2 separate regions of the Homo sapiens genome follow, and region 2 is linked to region 1. Evidence: chromatin loops called from intact Hi-C (ENCODE). Cell type or tissue: GM12878. All regions are shown on one strand.

Region 1 (4,000 bases):
ACAGTGGTTACCAATGTGTGAAAAAGGGACAGGAGGTAAATGAGGAAAAATATAATGAGGAAAGGGAGGCTTTGCAGACTACACATATTTACATTTTTAAAAATTTTTTAGGCCGGGTGTGGTGGCTCACACCTGTAATCCCAGCACTTTGGGAGGCCGAGGCAGGCGGATCATGAGGTCACAAGATCAAGACCATCCTGGCTAACACGGTGAAACTCCATCTCTACTGAAAATACAAAACATTAGCCAGGCGTGGTGGTGGGCGCCTGTAGTCCCAGCTACTTGGGAGACTGAGGCAGGAGAATGGCCTGAACCCAGGAGGCAGAGCTTGCAGTGAGTCGAGATCATGCCACTGCACTCCAACCTGGGCAACAGAGTGAGACTCTGTCTCAAAAAAAAAAAAAATCTGAAACATTGTATTGCCTATTCAACTGATTTAATTTAAAAATTAATTTATTTTAAAACAACTAAACTCAATAATATTAATTTAGTTCAAAAAATAGAAGCCAAACAATAAAGGTGATACCTTTGGCTATCTTTCTCCCTGTCTCAGAGTTTGAAAAATTGTAGAGATTCAGTGGAGAGGTGGTCTTCTGATTAAAGTTCTAGTATGATGCTATTTTTATGTGTCAAAACAAATTAAGTTTCCTATGATGTTTCAGGACAGGAATTATAAATTCAAAATGTTTTTTCTAAAGGATACTATAAAGGGATGAAACAATTTATGGTAAGCTGAAGCAGTGAAGATATTCCATGCAATACAAAAATATCAACTTCAAATTAGTCTGAAGATCACATATAAAGGGAAGAAAACAACTTTACCACTAAATGATCAACCGACAACATGAAGCAGAATATAATGAAATGCATAACATTTTATTATCACATCTATTTTTTGCAATTCAGAAAAACCATAAAGGATATCTTCCAAATCTGTAATTTAACACATAACACTGTAACACATTTCTAAAGCAAGTTTTAAAATGAGTCAGCCTTATAAGGCTGAGTGACATTTTGTCACAGATTTAAAGGAAAATCCTGTCTCTGTTAAGATCTTATAATACATATATAATAAAGAAACGCACAGAATAAGGTTAGACAAATTTGAGAATTTTGTTATCACCTTAACATCAGGGTGTTAATGCATATGTAACCACAAGTATTAGAACTATTTCTTCCATTATATCAGATGACAAGAAAGGTGCCTGAAAATTGTCTTATTTGTTCAGGTAAATTAAATGATGTCAGATCAATGAATGATGTGCTTATCATTATAGAATCTAGATGTTCAGTGTATCATGGGCTAAAACAACATTTGTAATGGTGTGAAAATGAAATACTTCAACATCAAAAAGATTCATTTCCCAGAGAGGACTTATTTTTATAGTTATTCTTTTTCTGTTGGACTAGCTGGCTTATGATTCTTGTCTGTGGAAAAAGAACCTGAAAAAAATAACTGTCACTGTAATTAAGCACAGCAAAGGTAGAGAAACAAAGGGAGCATTCAAAACGGATAGAGGGGTGGGGAGGGATGTCACTGGGGAACATTCTTGTGTTCGTTAGTTCACCTGAAACTAACTCTTAAAGTTGAAGAACTAAATATTGTTCTCATAGAAGCACATACTTGGTGTACAAGAAGGAATGACCACAGGATGGGGCCAAAGGCGAAGACAGTTGAAACTCAATGAGCTGAAAAACTTACTATAAAGGGAAAAAAGGAAAGGGACATTCTCAAGACATTTTACTACAGATCCTGTGGAAGTAATGCCATTTAGTCTTTATTGACTTTTCCTTAAACTTTGGCATTTTTACACTTTTTTTTAACTATTTAATTTCAGCAGGTGAGGGAAGAGCAGGAATGCCAAACTCCTGGTGTCTCCCTCAGCACAGGTCCTGCTCCATAAAGGTTTTTGGCCTTGAAAGGTCTGTGGCTCCACCCAGGGCTGCAAGGATGGATGTCAACTTTGGGCAGAACAAGAGAAACAGGCCCAGGAATGGGAAAGGGTTATGACCACTAACCCTGCTACCATATGGTCAGATATTTTTTATTCATGAAGAGAAGTTAAAAATCTATATCTCATATATTCTTGATATTTAAATGTTTTTTAAAAGTTGTTCACAGCCTGAGGGTAGCTAGTTTGCAACCCGTGTGCTTTAATAGTAGTAACAGGTAACCCTTATGCAAAACTCCCTATGCACCAGGGGTTGTTCTAAGTATTTTATATATATAACCTCATTTCAAACTCCTAATAACCACTTGAGGTAAGACCTTTTTATCCCCATATTTAAGATGAGTAAACTGAGGCACAAACAAGTCTATAGCTTGCCCCAGGTGGCACAGCTGGCAAATGGCAGAGGTAGGACTTGAACCTACAGAGTCCGCTCCAGAATTCATACTCTCAAACACAAAGATGTTTCTATAAGAAAATTTCCCCTTCAAAGAGCCAGTTATAAATATTTGTTCAATTATGGAACTAAATCAGCTAACCCTGGCCCTATGCCTACTGATGTATTTCAGGTAAATATTTTTCTGAAATTATTTTTTAAATTTTTGAGAAATTAATGAGCCATCAGTGTTTCTGAAGGGCCCAATTTGAAAGAGAAGTTATTTTGAAAAACTTAAGCTTACTATGTATTATTTTCTAGCTGTAAAACATCATTTTGAAAAAATATATATTTTTATGTTTTAGCTACCATGTGTCATTTTGCTTTTGAATAACTTTCTTATTGAAAATACTGAACTGATACCAGAAGCCAACTGAAATAATGACTTCTAAGTTTTATTTGAAGATTGAATTCACACTGTTTAAACATTTCTTTTTTTTTCTTTTTTTTTTTTTTTCTTTTTGAGACAGGGTCTCTCACTCCATCGCCCAGGCTGGGGTGCAGTGGCACAATTACGGCTCATTGTAGCCTCTGCCTCCCAGGCTCAGATGGTCCTCCTTCCTCAGCCTCCTGAGTAGCTGGTACTACAGGCATGCATAACCATCCAGCTAATTTTTGGTTTTTTTTGTAGAGACATGGTTTCTCCGTGTTGCCCAGGCTGGTCGAACTTCCGGGCTCAAGTTATCTACCAACCTCAGCCTCCCAAAGGGCTGGGATTACAAGTGTGAGCCATCACACCTGGACCATAAATACCTTTTTCAAAAACTAGGAGCTCATCTTATATTACACTTTAACTCTTCAAAATTTTGCACTTTATTATCTAATTTTATATTCTTATCAATTTAAAATTAGTCAATTTATATATGAAAAACAAAGGGGCTAGAGACTGCTTACTCCTTGTGTGAAAAATGTGGAACTGTCTGGTATGCACCGTGTGGATCTACTGGCACCTCACTATGTGTGGAAGTCCTTTCAATTTATTTGTTTCACCTGGGAAGTTTAGTAGCTACTTTGAGAAATGGAATTACCACATCATCCTTTGAGGAGAGCATAATGTAAAGTTGTCTCAAAACCTGCATTCAACTTGGCATTCAAAGTCATCAAGTCAGACTTCAACAATTCTAAGAATAACTATTAACGTCAGCATTTCTGGGCATTTTCCTTCCATTCCTAAATTGTTAAAACAGAGATCGAGATCATTATCTCAAACATGTTTATCATGAAGTTCAGATAATATGAAATACTGTATAATAATAGTATGTTGCCTCAGAGACATATTTAATTGGGGACTAAAATGTTTGCGTATATTGAGTATATTACTTTTAGTATACAGCGACAATGGCTCATATAATGAAAACGATCATCATTGTGATAGAGGGCTCTGAATAAATTCTGTTGATCTTTTCTTAATACTATACAGGCCAGGCTAGTCTCTATAATTTTTTATTTTTATTATTTTTTTTGAGACATATTTCTCACTCTGTCGCCCAGACTGGAGTGCAGTGGTGTGATCTTGGCTCACTGCAAACTCCGCCTCGCGAGTTCAAGCAATTCTCTGCCTCAGCCTCCCGAGTAGCTGGGATTACAGGCGCCAATGACCACGCCCAGCTAATTT
Region 2 (4,000 bases), 280 kb after region 1:
TTGTTTCTATAGTTAGGGTCTCACTATGTTGCCAGGCTGGTCTTGGACTCTTGGGCTCAAGAGATCCTCCTGCCTTGGCCTCCGAAAGTACTGGGATTACAGGTGTGATCCCAGTTCCCACGCCTGGCCTAGGAGTAGGAACTTTATAAGAGCAGGGACTCATCTTTTTATCACTGTTGCAAACCATGTGGTTGAAATATATAAATTTTATATGGGAATAAATGTCTGAAAAATGAAACGAAAACTCTTTAGAAAGAGATATTGCCACTTTGGCTTCAGACTGTGTGCTTATGCTAAATAATCTTGTTCATCTGTAAACCCTATCACTTTTTTACCCTTCTTTTTTTGAATTTTTTTCAAACTGTAGAAGTAGAGGATTAGCCTTGGAGGTCAGGTCATGTAGTTGACTGTCCTCCAGAATATAAAAATCCTGCTCTAGCATTTGTAGTAAGTGGTCATTTAGCCTATACTTGAATGCAGTATAGAACCTCACTACTTGTAGTCTGAACTGTTTTAGTTGTTGTATTCTTGCTTTATATTATTCAAAATTTACACAGGGAGCACCAGGAGATCTGAATCAGTGAGTTAATGCTTGGAATGGTGTTAAAGAAAAGTTTACCTTTTCATTCATGTGAAAATTTAAAAATTCAGTTATATTTTCATACTTCACCAGTAATAATTGTATGGATCATTTAAAACAATGTGAATGACCTCTGAACCTGTCACACTGGACTTTTGAGCACTTATATATTTTAGTCGTATATTTACTTTCTAGCTTGCTCTTTATTATTAAAAATACTTGTAGACCCTAAGAAGATCCCACAAAGTAGTAGATAGGTGATCGGGAATTGTCAGCCTGGCATTAAGATGTGTTAATCAGCAAGATAGATAATAGGCCTTTAGGTAAATAAGAGGTGATTTTATGTACTTTGATGACTAGTAATTACTTTTTAAATCAGATATATCCTTTTATTTGAAGGTAAAATTTAAATACTTAGGTTATTGTATGCTCTATGTCTTGACTATGATGCCTTTTATAATAATTTCTAAAGGCTTAATTTAAGAATACAGAATATAAAATACATAGCAACCTAGTTTGATAGGCTGTTAGCTCAAATAGAGTTGAGAACACTAAGTCCTTCTTTTCTTTCAGTTCTTGATGGTGCTATCCACTCATTCTTATCACCCAATCTTATATTCTGACTTTCAGCAAAGTAAGAGTCAATATCTTGATTTTATTTGAGGAGAGAATTTATCAGATGTTATAGGAAAATTCAGAAATGAATTCATTAATTTTTTCAGGGAAGTTCTGGAGTAGGCTCTATCTGTACTACTCCTCCTTCCCCTTACCCCACAAAAAGAAAAAAAAGACCTATAACAGTCTGTTATTATCAGGATTAAAAATTGTTGCCATTTTTGTATTGGTAATGAAAATTGTAGTTTATATTTGATAGTTTCTAGTTTTACTATCTTTAGTTGAAATTAAGTATAATATGTATATAAAATGTATTAAAATGTAATAAGAATGAGATGATTTGATTAATTGCATTTATTTTATCACTTTGAATTAAACTTACTATATTGGTTGTTTAATTTTGATCATATGATAACAGCAAAAAGGACTTTATTTATATATCTAATTTATTCTCTTTTTAAGATGGTTCCATGGGAAGATTTCCAAACAGGAAGCTTATAATTTACTAATGACAGGTACTTACATATTTACTTGCTTTTCTAATGTCTATTTAAAGAGAATAAAAAAGTGAACAAACCATTTATCATGTGTTTTGCCTTTAGCATTCAGTTAGTGTTTATGCATGTTATAATTTCGTGTCCAGTACTAAGAAGCTGGTGTTTTTATTTATATTTTAAACATACATGTGTTATAAAATTTAGTCAAGTGTGTTTTTCTTTTACCCCAGGCCCCTGTCCACTTCCTCAGAAGTAACACTAGGTGACAGTTTTTTTTCCCATATGTTTCTAGAAGTTTTCTGTGTCTCTGTGAATCTTTCTCACCCCTACACATACACAGACAGGAACATGCAACACACTTTTTTCATGTTAGATATATATTGGGAGATGATTCTGTATCTGCAGATAAAAACTTTCATTACTCTCTTTTATGGATTTAAACTTTTCATTATATAAATACCATAATTAACTAGTCTTCAGTAGAACGATATTGTATTGTTTTTATTCTTTTGCTGTTCAGCTACAGCAGACATTCTTGTATTTATCTTTGTATACTTGTGGAATTATATGATTGAGCTTTATTTAGTATGTATTAATTTTAACATTTCCCAAAACTGTTATGCTTATAAATACAAAGTAAAAATTGACTTGTATTGTGGTTTTAACCATCCTGTCATTGTTTATTCTTACTAAATATTTAAGGCTGAATTAATTTAAATACCGAGCATTTCTTTGGCAAACCACATCTTATAAAGATTTCAGACAAGTTTAAGCTTTAGTATGTAATTTAAAAGTTTCAGTTCTTCAAAAATGTTGACTATTCAATAGTTTCTATATTTGGTGAAATAGATTCTTGTGGTGATAACCCTAATTATAGAGGTAATCTGAATTGTTTTAATCCATAAAGCACTGCATTTTAAATTAATACTTTATTCTTTTGAAAGATTTGAGATAGTTTTTGAAGTACTCAATTTTATTGTGAAGCTGTAGGTTAAGTAGGTTCAAAAAATAAGTTAAAAAAGATTATGATAATGCTATATGATAGTAATAGAGAAGAAATTTTAAACTAAAATGACATTCTGTCAGCTATTTCAGTGTGGAACCAAAAATATGTAGTTTAGTGAATTTATTGAATTTTGGATATGTTTCTTTTTTGGAACTTGTACCACCAAGTACTTGAGGTACTTTTGTTTTAAGTCATACAAGGTTGAAAAGGAGCTAAACTTAATTTCCTTAATACATTAGTTTGCATTTTCTTTGTGTCATGTGCTCTTTTGAGGATCTGGTGGGATTTTCTCTCCTGAGAAGTACAAATAAGCACTTGCATGCACAGTCTTGCATGAAATTCCTATCATATTCTAGAAGAAATTTAGAGAGTATCTTGGATTCTTGTCAGTAAGATTTGTTGTATCAACTTAGAAACACTTTCATTTTAGCCCATATTATACAATCAATTTCTGTAATTTTTATGTTTACTTATGTATTAAGCCTTGAAGATTCAGTTTAAGGAGATTTATTTTTTTCTTTTTACTGAACATGAAGTTACTTCATAAGTGCCTTGATTGGATGATTGGAACTATTAGTAATTTACCCCTCAAATTATATCTAATAATCTAAGCATTCATTGTGCTTTCCTAAAAACAATCAAGTCCTGATCTTTTCTGGATCATTTGAACTTAAATGGAGAAAAGGCAGAGCATCTATGTATTATGAGTCACTGCCAATCAAAGATATCAGAAATACTTCTCTAAAATTAATGTCATATTTAATATATGATAATTTGCTTCTATAATTCCTTTCAGGAGCATACCTATTGAATAAAATATAGTGTATGTGTATTGATTTTTGATAATGTATACACATATTTCAGTTGTTTTGAATCTACCTTTATAAAAAGCTTTTGGTACTATTTTATTACAGTTATTACTTTTTAATTTTTTTTTTTTTAAGATGCAGGATCTTGCTGTGTTGTCCAGGCTGGTATCAAACTCCTGGGCTCAAGTGATCCTCCTGGATAGCTGGGATTATATGCATGTACCACTGTGCCTAGCACAGTCATTACTGTTTAATGATTAATTGAAAACATTGATTAAGCACAGAGTATTCTTAAGCAAACTGGTCTTCACTTTTTAGAATCTTCTTATTACGAAGATTTACATACAGAATTTAGCAGTTTTAGCCAGTATTCCCTAACTATGCTTAGGTTCCTTCCAAATTAGGACAGGTGTAGATATTACTGACCAGAAGTTACTGCTGCAAAATTTCTGCTCTCTATTTTTATGTATTAAAGCTGGTAAGATACACCAGA

What was found. Hi-C counts contacts between places; a loop is a spot of excess contacts. Peaks named below come from ENCODE experiments on the same cell type or tissue, not always from the same donor. Only the 100,000 strongest peaks of a DNase experiment are listed, where the experiment ranks them.
Region 2: it touches region 1 in a loop (3-fold over the local background); 4 of 110 quality-filtered maps call a loop at or near these places.

Annotation. Positions count from the first base shown.
Region 1 is chr5:87,068,525-87,072,524 of GRCh38, forward strand. All of the region lies in intron 1 of MIR4280HG (MIR4280 host gene), which reads right to left. All of the region lies in intron 2 of LOC105379065 (a long non-coding RNA gene), which reads right to left. Among named protein-coding and RNA genes, the nearest start is that of MIR4280, 44 kb to the right of the region's middle. In GM12878, a CTCF peak has its summit at 1,650 (motif pointing right); a DNase peak (open chromatin) is centred at 1,637; H3K27ac peaks cover 359 bases.
Region 2 is chr5:87,345,015-87,349,014 of GRCh38, forward strand. RASA1 (RAS p21 protein activator 1) reads left to right here. Exons shown (of 25, transcript NM_002890.3): 7 at 1,658-1,710. It also overlaps a transcript of CCNH not described here. Among named protein-coding and RNA genes, the nearest start is that of CCNH, 66 kb to the right of the region's middle. In GM12878, no CTCF peak of the experiment used is centred here; a DNase peak (open chromatin) is centred at 1,983; H3K27ac peaks cover 257 bases.